Linked DNA regions of Mus musculus: region 2 is linked to region 1. Evidence: chromatin loops called from intact Hi-C (ENCODE). Cell type or tissue: gastrocnemius. All regions are shown on one strand. Region 1 overlaps Plekhb2 (pleckstrin homology domain containing, family B (evectins) member 2). Region 2 overlaps Arhgef4 (Rho guanine nucleotide exchange factor (GEF) 4).

The links. Hi-C counts contacts between places; a loop is a spot of excess contacts. Peaks named below come from ENCODE experiments on the same cell type or tissue, not always from the same donor. Only the 100,000 strongest peaks of a DNase experiment are listed, where the experiment ranks them.
Region 2: it touches region 1 in a loop (2.6-fold over the local background); 12 of 42 quality-filtered maps call a loop at or near these places.

Annotation. Positions count from the first base shown.
Region 1 is chr1:34,865,374-34,870,373 of GRCm38, forward strand. Plekhb2 (pleckstrin homology domain containing, family B (evectins) member 2) reads left to right here. Exons shown (of 8, transcript NM_145516.2): 6 at 768-857; 7 at 3,927-4,032. Among named protein-coding and RNA genes, the nearest start is that of Plekhb2, 18 kb to the left of the region's middle. In gastrocnemius, a CTCF peak has its summit at 2,010 (motif pointing right); DNase peaks (open chromatin) are centred at 1,596 and 1,993.
Region 2 is chr1:34,799,384-34,804,383 of GRCm38, forward strand. The region is part of intron 5 of Arhgef4 (Rho guanine nucleotide exchange factor (GEF) 4); the gene reads left to right. Among named protein-coding and RNA genes, the nearest start is that of Gm32790, 9.3 kb to the left of the region's middle. In gastrocnemius, no CTCF peak of the experiment used is centred here; DNase peaks (open chromatin) are centred at 2,413, 2,615, 3,097, 3,363 and 1 more place; H3K4me3 peaks cover 1,285 bases; H3K27ac peaks cover 862 bases.

The sequences.
Region 1 (5,000 bases):
AGAAAAACCAACCAGCTAACCCACCAAGCAAGCAAGCAAACAACCCCCCGCCCCCCGCAAACAACCAAAAAGACTTTAGCCCTCAGCTTCAAAAGCTATGGCGACCTTGGCCTTGCCTGTATCCCTAATACTAAGAAACCATAAATCCTGTAGTATCCCTGGCAGTGCCTCCTCGTGCCCAAGATCGTTGTGGTTGACATTTTCATTCTTAGGTGGGACTCTAATTTTTCCAGTATATATACAGAAAAATATAGGAAAGTACAAGAGGCTTACAGAAGAATTTGCACAGGTGGGAAACAGAGTCGAAAGCTCAGTGGTCGCAGCTTTTGTTGGCCAGAGCTACTTTACCTCAGAGCTCACTCCGTGCCCCCTTCTTTGACCAACAGCCCCTGCCCTGGAATTTCACATCAGTGAGCCATGCAGTTAGCAAAATCCCAGTGCAATCTACGTGTGGATTTTTAAAAGTTACTTTTTACCTTTCCACTGGGGCACACACAGGTTTTAGACTACAGAAGAGCATCTGTGCACTTGTGATTGTGACCAGATGGACTGATAAGGGTAGTAGCCCTTGGTCTATAGGCAGTCGAGCTTCAGGTACCTTCCCGGGCCAAGAGTGCCCCGCTCTGGCTTGGGGCTGAGCCGGGACTGGCTGCTGAACTCAGGGTGTTTTAGGAGGCTGGAGGCTGCCCCTGCTCCAGCAGGGTCTTTGTGATCTTTTCTTTGCTGAGTGAATGTGCTCTTGGTCCTAGCTCTCTTGTCTCCCACAGGCTTACGTTGGTTCAGCAATCCTGTCTGAAGAGACTGCAGTGGCCGCGTCCCCGCCTCCCTACGCAGCCTATGCTACACCAACCCCTGAGGTAGGGAGGTTTGAGCAGAGCATACACATGAGGGAAGCCGGGGCTCTCTGCTGCTTTCCCATTTCTGTTGGTCTCTTTTCTTCTGTTTCTGGTTGTAGTTTTGATCTTAATCTTAAGTCAGTCTCAGGGAAATTAGAAATACACTCCAAGGCTTCCCTTTTTATCATAGTATTCCTCTTTGCTTAGATGAAACAGATCAGCTCTTGGAGCTGGTGATGTGGTCAGTTGATGGAGTGTTTGCCTAGCAAGCTGGAGGTTTTGGTCCCCAGCACTGTATAAACTGGGGGTAGCTACACAAACCTGGACTCCTGATCAGTGCTTGGGATGCAGGAGCAGGGCAATTAGGAGATGCAGATCTTTCATGGCTGCACAGGAGGCCAGCTTAATCTAGAGAGTCTATCTCAAATTAAGCAAAAAACCATATATATAATATATATATATATGTATGTATATATGTGTATATATATATATGTATGTATATATGTGTGTGTGTATATATATATATGTGTGTGTGTGTGTATGTATGTATGTATATATATATATATATATATATATATATATATATATATGGTATATGTGTGTATATGTGTGTGTGTGTGTGTATATGTAGTGCCTGCATCTGTAGCACACAGGTAGAGGTCAGAGGGCAACTTGAGAGTTGGTTCTCTCCTTCCATTCTGTGAGTCCTGCAGATTAAACTCAGGCCAGCAGACTTGGCGGTAAGCACCTTTATCCAACGAGCCATCTGGCCAGCCCTGGATCCGTTTATCTGTATTAACTGCAAAGCCTTGCAAGGTTTCTGACAAAGCTGCTGTAAGCCAATGCATCACGCTTAGAGAGAAGGCGTGTTTGCTGCTCTGAGCCTCGTGGACTTCTCTGTTTGTCACTCTGCTTTTATTCCTGGCTTTCTTTATTTTATTTTTGTTTTGTCAACATTTTACAGTTTTCAGCATAAAAATTTAGTACACGTTCGTTGGATTTATAATTATCCCATTATTTTCAAATGGTTGTATGTAACTGTCTGTTTTTAAAAGATACACTTTATTTTGTGTGTATGAGTGTTTTGCCTTCAGGTATCTGTGAGCACCTCATGCATGCAGTACACCCCGAGGCCAGAAGAGGGCACCAGATACCCTGCAACTTGAGTTAAGGGCAGTTGTGAGCCCTGTGAGCCATGTGGGTGCTGTAAAGGCTTGATCACTTTCTCTTAGCTTCCCAAAATCTGGAGTTACAAGTGTGCAGCGCCACACCCTGGCTAGTTCCAGAACTTGTATTCTTTGTATATTAATATATAGTATGTATTATACTGAGTTTTTCTTATATGTTTTTTTTTATTATTTTGGGTAGAGTTTTTAATTTTTTTCATTTAAGTATGTTCATTTCCTAATTATTAACTGAAAGATTTTTATAATAATTACTTTAAAATCCTTTCTAGAGGGCCAAGTGTGATGGCGTACCCCTTTAATCCCAGCAGTCAGGAGGCAGAATCAGGCAGCTCACCATGAGTTCGAGGCCAGCCTGGTCTATATTTCGAGTTCCAGGACAGCCAGGGCTATACAGAGCAACCCTGTCTTGAAAAAGTTCTTTCCCGAGCTGAGTGTGGTGGTGCGCACCTTTAGACTCAGTTCTCAGAAGGCAGAAGCATGTGGATTTTTATGAGTTTGAGGTCAGCCTTGCCTACATAGAAAGTTCTAAAGAACTAGTAGACTGTGGCAGGAAAAAAAATCTTTTCCGTAAGAGACGCTATCTCAAGGGAATAAGGTGTGGGAGTAGAGGGAGTGAGAGATTGGGCGAGCACACCCAGTGTCCTCTTTTGGCCTCTGCATGCATGCATGGGCGTGTATACCTTCTATACATGTACATTTGCCCCTGCACCATACATTGCACAACATATATACACCAGAGCCCAATACACAAGTCCTTTCTAGATAATTCTAGCATCTTTCACCCTAGGTGCTGGGTTGGAACCTAGCCTTTCTTGCATGCCTAGCAAGCTCCGCCCAATGAGCTGCACTCCAGCCCACATCTGACATCTCTACAGTCTCAGTGTGGGCCTTCTTCTGTGTCATTTTGTTTGCGATCTTGGCTGTTCGTGCTAAAAGTGATTATTGGTCAAAACCCTGACATTTTAAACATGGAGAGACTCGGATCTTGCCAGGTGGAGTCCAGATTCTCAGCCCACAGCGGGGGCCGGGCTCCAGCTCAGGAGTTTAGATTTTCTCTGAGTCTCCTTAGAGCACTTTGTTGGGAAGAGAGGACTGCCCATTACTGCTCGACTTCCACTGACAGGTGCATGGTGTCCGGCCAGCTGACCCACCCCCACAAGGCCTTTAGTGGTTCTTAGGGGTGGGGAGGGCAGATTGCCTCTGCTCGGCAGTGATGGACTCTGTGGCTCACTCCTCGGTCTGCTGCATGGTAGAGTGAGTGCCTTGTTATCTGGTCTACACCAGATCCTCCACGTGCATCCTTTTCTGGCTGTACTCTAGGGGGTCAGGGGAGGCTTGCTGTAGCTGTTGTAGTTGTAGTTGAGGCTGTTGTAGCGCATGCTGGTTAGGGCTTCCACCTCTGACCTTTGGGGATGGGAATAGGGTGTTCCTGCAGTGGGCTCTTAGTGTTTGTGTAGAGTAGAGGAGTTATTGGCTCTTTGGGCAGAGAGAGCAAACTTTCCCTGGTCCCTCCCCCTTTTCTATCTGTACTCATTGGGATTTCTGAGTTACCAGTGTCTCCACTAACCAATTTAGGATACGCCATTGCACACCTGTGGAGGTCAGGTGCCACCCATGTATGTATGTATGTATACATGTATGTATATATGTATGCATGTATGTATCATCACATCATCTCTCGTCTCCCCTTCCCTCCCCCAGCACCCCTGCTCACTTAAGTATGTTGATTTCATTATTGCTAACAAAGGACAGTTTTTAGAACTCAACTCATCCCTTCTACAATGTGAGTTTCAGGGGACACAGCATGTCATCAGGCTAGGTGACAAGTGCCTTTACCCACTGAGCCAACTCACCAGCCCCTCCCTCAAAACTGTGTTTCTCATGGGACTTTGTCTCCTTCCAGGTCTACGGCTATGGTCCATACAGCGGCGCATACCCCGCAGGAACTCAAGTTGTCTATGCCGCCAACGGGCAGGCATATGCAGTGCCATACCAGTACCCGTATGCAGGTAATGCACGCTGGCTGCCGCTCCCGGTCTCTGCGTACAGCGGGGCGAGGAGGAGGAGGCCTCCTTTCCAGTTGGAAGTTAAATGAGCTGCACGCTCTCACTGGAGACCCCAAATCACTTTGCCGCTCTGAGCTTTGTGTATTTTTCTTCAAATAGTCTTTTGGGTTTTCACATATCTTTACAGTGCTAGAGTGATTTTTATTTAAAAACGATTACATTTTTATTGATTTTGTGTGCACTTGTTACACATATGTGTGTGGGTACATGTATGTCACAGCCCATGAGGGAAGGCCAGAGGGCAATTCAAGGAAATCAGTTGTCTCCTAACACTGTGTGGGTCCCAGAGTTTGAACTTGGGTTGTCAGATTGGCCCCACTAAATTATCTCTCCAGCCCAGTCTTTGATTATTTAAAGGTTTTAGTAATCTTTATTTAAAATGTAACCAAATATACCTTAGTTGCTTACATTTCCCGTATGTCACTCAATTTAAACATTTTTAAAAAGATTTAGTTTTCCCTGTGTGTACCTGTCTGTAGATGTGTGCACATAAGTGCATGTGCCTGTCGGGGCCAGAATAGGGCATTTGGTGCCTGGAACTGGAGTTATACATGGTTGAGTTGACTTGTGGGTGCTGGGAACTGAAGCAGGGCTCTCTGGAGGAGCAGCAGGTGATCTCACTGCTGAGCCGTCTCTCCAGCCCCCTTGCCAGTCAGTCTGAAACACTAGCAGCTCATGATAAGTAAGGAATAGTGTAATGAAACCACACAACTTAGAAGGCATTCTGGTGGCACAGTACAAATCTACAGTAAGACTAAGGAGCTGGGGAGATGGTTCCGCAGGTGAAGTGCTTGCTGTGTGAGCGTGCGCACCGGAGGTTACACATGCGCACTGAGATGGGATCCAGCGCCATGTAAGAGCCATATAAAAGCCAGGCATGGCAATGTGCACCTGTGTCCCAGCACTGGGGA
Region 2 (5,000 bases), 66 kb before region 1:
GCTCTCTCCTACAGCACTGTCCTGTGTAGAGCCTTCTCCAGATGCCCATGGCTTAGGCCTGGGCATGCCTGTGCTTCCTACCCTGCCCAGCCATGCTAGCATTGGCTGTAATGCCTGTTACCTGGCCCGAGTCCATCCTCAGTGGGAGGATTTTTCCCTGACTGGCAAAAGTAGGCGATGTTTGTCTGTGGATCTTTAGATCTCCCTCCCTTTCTACCATCACCCAGCGTGGCCTCATCTCCCCATGCTTCAGTTCTATTGGTGTGTGCAATCTAGGGAGAGGTAGAGGGGAGACCTAAGGTGCAAACACCTTACTACCTGTGCATGGCTGCCTGTATCCTCTGGGCCAGGCCATGGCTAAGAATTCCTTCTGGCTCCAGCTGATGCCCACACAGATGAGACCATTGGAATGCCATGGTTCCCTTTGTTACATGCACACACAGCTGATGGGATCTGCTCTGAGGTGGATGAAGAGTACACACAGCTTCTAGGTCATGCCGCTCAATGCCCAAACTAGAAGCAGACAGACACTAGAGGAAAGCCACAGAAATCATCCTCCAAACTTAAAGTGCAGACAAGAGGGCTGCCAATTATAAGATCTGCAAAGCAGTGGGATTCGAACTTGTAGCAGACACTGGGTCTCCCAAAGGTGCTCCGCACCTCTCCCCCTGGCACTTTGTGGCACGTGTGAGGGTCCCAAAGGACCCAAGACCAGCCCACTATAGAGTCAGCTGTTCTCTGGCTCCAAGTGTCTTTGTTGTCCCACAGGACTCCTGTGATGATAGACATACTAGACCTGGCCTGGTTCTCATGCTTCCCAGCCTGAAGGAGGAGCACAATATCTGTTGGTGCCTCATTGTCTTGTGCTCACCCTTGTTGGATAAACCAACTGCCTTGATTGTTCGCCGAGACAGGAAAGGAACATCTGTAAGACCCTCAGACCACTGATGCCCTAGGAGCCCAGACTGCAAAGCCAGATGGTGGCCACACTTGTAAAGCAGTTCTTCTTCATTTCTAGTATTACCCTAAACTATAGAACTTGGGGCCCAGCCTCACCCACCTCAAACATCCATGTCTCCCTTCAGCTCTCTCTTGTTAGTCTTGCCACCTTGATACTCCAGCCTAGGGGCCACTTCTGGGGGGGGGGGGGCTGAGCCTTTAAACTCAAGCCTTTTTTTTTTTTTTTTTTTTTTTTGGATTTATGTAACCCACAGAGTTGTCCCAGTCATACCCTGAGCTCTTGGGGTTCAAAAAGGTAGGAGTCCCTGGGCAGGGTGGTATTCTTAACCTGGCTCAAATGCAAGGGCCTTTTGTCCTATTTCATGCTCCAGATGAGTCTGTTTCAATCATGAGGTGAAGCTCATGCCCACAGCTGGGTCTGGGCCTATCTGGGTCTGGCATACCCTGGATCTGAGGCAAGCAAACATATACTCACCTCAGATGGGATACCGAGAACAAAACAAAGAAACCCTAGTCTAGCATAGTTATCAGTGAGCATAATTGGCTCAAAAGCAGGTGCATGACCTAAAGGCCCAGCATGTGTGATGACTCCCTGGATTCATTCCTGAAGCTCTCTACAGGACTTTTGGCAGCCCAGTGGTCAGAGAGTCTCTTATCCTCGGCAGTTGTTATTCCTTATATGACCCTGGGGAGGAGCCTTGTGAATCCTGTATGTTTCTGGAACGTTTTTGAGAACTGTGTGTGAGTTGTGTGTTTACTAAGTCTTCTCAGCACTGTTTTGCTGGGTGAATGTGTAACAACTAATTGTCTGATGTTTCAGAGGCACACTTACTCATCTGTGAATGCTAGATGATAGCCTTAGAGCCCCAGAGCCATATAAACCTAGCATGGGCAGCACATACACGCAATCCTAGCTCTGAGGAGCCAGAGGTAGGAAGATGAGAAGTTCAAGGTCATCTATATAAGAGAAGTGAATTTTAAGCCAGTCTGGACTGTGTGACAAAACAACTGGGCTACCCTTGCACATAGCAATCTTGCCACACATTATTAGACTCAGGGACTTCCTGAGTCTAAGTCCCAGGGTACACCCACCCCCTCCAGGATTTCCATGGTCATCTGTGTATCTGGTCAGGCCAAAGCCAGGAAGAAACATTGTGCGGGACATTAGTCTTTGACCCCCTTCCAGGGAAGCACCCTGGGCAGATCACACAGCACCCAGAGCTGCAGCAATTAGCAGCAAGGCGACTTTAACAAGTCCCCTCCCACCCACCCCCTCTGCAGCACCTTCACCCTGCTTCCCCTAAAGCCTGGGTTGCAGCACACTCAGCGAGCTGTGAGGGAGGAGCTAGGAGGGTGAGCGCAGGCAGCTCCGCCTCCTTTCCGGCGCCTCCGGCTCCAGCCTTGAGCTGGGATCTCCCGGCGATAGGAGCCCGGAGGTTGGCCGGGCGTGATGGCCAGGCCTCCGCAGCCCCGGCGTGGCCCCGCAACGCCTGGTGGTGCCCTGCGCGCCCTGCTGCGCTGCAACTTGCCCCCGGGCGCCCAGCGCGTGGTGGTCTCCGCTGTGCTGGCGTTGCTGGTCCTCATCAACGCCGTGCTGATATTCCTACTGGCCTTCCGCTGAGCTGCGCGCGCCCGGCACCGCGGGGGAACCGCGCAGGGTGAGTGGCACCTTCCAGCTGCTGTCACCGCACGAACGTGGGGGATGGGGAGACGACGACTCTCATTATCCCCATGTGCTCTTTTTCAAGGCCGGTCTGGGGATTCCCCTCCACCCCCGGGGATGCCATCCTGAGGGTAGCAGAGGGGCGTGGTGGCACACGTGCCCAAAAGACCTTTCATCTGCCCTAGAGGCTGGGAAGGAGGGGGGTGGGACAACATGGCGGGTCTCTCTTAAGATGCAGAGGAGCTCTGACCTGCTGGCGGAGGCTGTCTGGAAAGGGTGTGCATGGGAGGGCAGGGCATGTATTGTGTGGGTGCAGCAAGAGGCCCGTAGAGGGTATCTGGGCTCCTCTGCACGTGATACCGAGATTTTTGTTATTTTAGGCCTTAAAAAGTGCCAGTCAGTCTCCTAGGGCAGAGCTTCTGCTGCCTGACTTGCAGCAGCCACTCTGAACACACCCTCCCACCACTTCCGGTGCTCAGGGACAGCTTGGTGGGAAGGTGCCACCACTCCACATGAGAGAGGCATACAGGACGTAGGAGGGTAGTAGGGTGATATGCTAAAGGCTGTGATGGTCCACAGGGCTCAGCTTGAGGCATGGCCTGGAGGCTCTACCCTACCCTTAGAACGAGTCGGAACCTCAAGGCACAGGAAGGAATTCTGCCCTTGCTCTTGGCTTATCTTAGTCCTGAATTAACCTAGGCAGTGGAACAAACCCCACCTGCCTCCAGATAGCCTTCCACCTTTGAGGCAAGGAGCCAGGCAGGCACCAACTGGAACCCTATCTTTGGCAGCTGCTGCAATGCCAGGTTAAGGAGCAGGTGCACCTGGTGGGACCCACAGGGAGGGTGGCTCTGCAGAGAAATGAACTTAGCTGCAGCTGGGGTTCACCTCCGATACCCTATAAAATGTTTCTCTTGGAGCCACAGTTTGGTTTAGCAATGGCATGGAAATGGTTTGTTTTGGAGCGAGAGCTTGGTAGAGCCTTCCATTTGTGATGCTCATGAAGGGGAGATTCCGTTTACTGGGGTCCCGATGGGAGACAGACAGGGGAGTCCGGAGGATTTGCCAGACACAGCAGTGTGCCTGTCGGGTGCTTTCTGTGCTTGGAAACAACAATGAAGATCAACACCTCCTTCCCAGGCCTACAGGCTTCTACACCACTGGGCAGGAACACGGTGAGACTTGTCTCTATTGCCGCTCACCCTGGTCTCTACCTCTGTCCCCCAGTGGCTTTCCCAGCAGCAGAACAGGATCCATACATGTCTATAAGCACTGGAGAAGGAGAGGAAGGAGAGGCTCTGCCTGCCAGCCCGCCTCTCTTCCTCCCTCCCTTCTTCTCAGTGCTTGTGCGAGGGAAACCAGGGACAGAGGTACCTCACTCAATTCATACAAAGCAGGAAGCTGGGCCATGTTGAGTATCTAGGTTGCTTCCTGAAATCTGTAGCCGAAGTTCCAGAGCCCTGGTCAGGTACATTCCCCTGTTCTTTCTCACTGGCTTCCACTTCTTTCTCTACATCCTTCAAGGCTTCGCACGACAGTCTACTGCAGAGGGTGCGCTGGCTCCTGGCCTGCAGCAGACTGGCTCCTCCTGTGGCCTTGCTGAGTCCTCCTGTCTTCTCCCACATGTGTGGCAGCCAGAGTCATCTGCAGAAAGTCATTGTTACAGAGGCAATGATTCCCCAGAGGTTGGAAGTCTGCTGTCCCCAGGAACGCTCAGAGCTCTGTGCCGGGATCCCTGTGTGGCGCTGGGCAGAGAGACCTCTAACACTGAATCTGGCACTGGGGTAGAGATGCTACACATTTTCCTGGGAAATACCCCTTCCTGGGCTGATTCGATATGGAAGCACCCAGAGAGGCCAAAAGGGGAACAAACAAGGATATAGAGCAGCTTAGCGGTAGGATTGGCTGGGGCGTGTGTGTATGTGTGTGTGTGTGTGTGTGTGTGTGTGTGTGTGTGTGTGTGTGTGTTTGTTTGTTTGTCTTGGGGATGTACAGTCTAGTTCTTCTTTGTTAGGTTGGCCAGGAAGGAGGCCACATGCATCCCACACACTATCTCCTGCCTTAGGCACCAGAGTCATTTATTCTTAAAGCAGAAAGAAACAGCCTTCAGAACAGAAAGCGGGGAGCCAATGGCTGGGGGGCAGAGTTCCAACCATGAAGGCCACCTGGAAGGGGCCAGGGGCAGGCGACACAGTGGAGAGAGGAGCCTCACCAGCCCTCTGAGCAGAAAGAGCCCAGGACATAGAGCTGTCCGGTAGCAGATATTTAATCTCCTGCCTGGGAAGGAAAGGAAGGCAGATAGAAAGATCAAAACAGCCCTCCACGTCTCAGTCTGAGAAGGACCACTCCTCAGCTGGTGCCTGGGCTGTAGTACGGA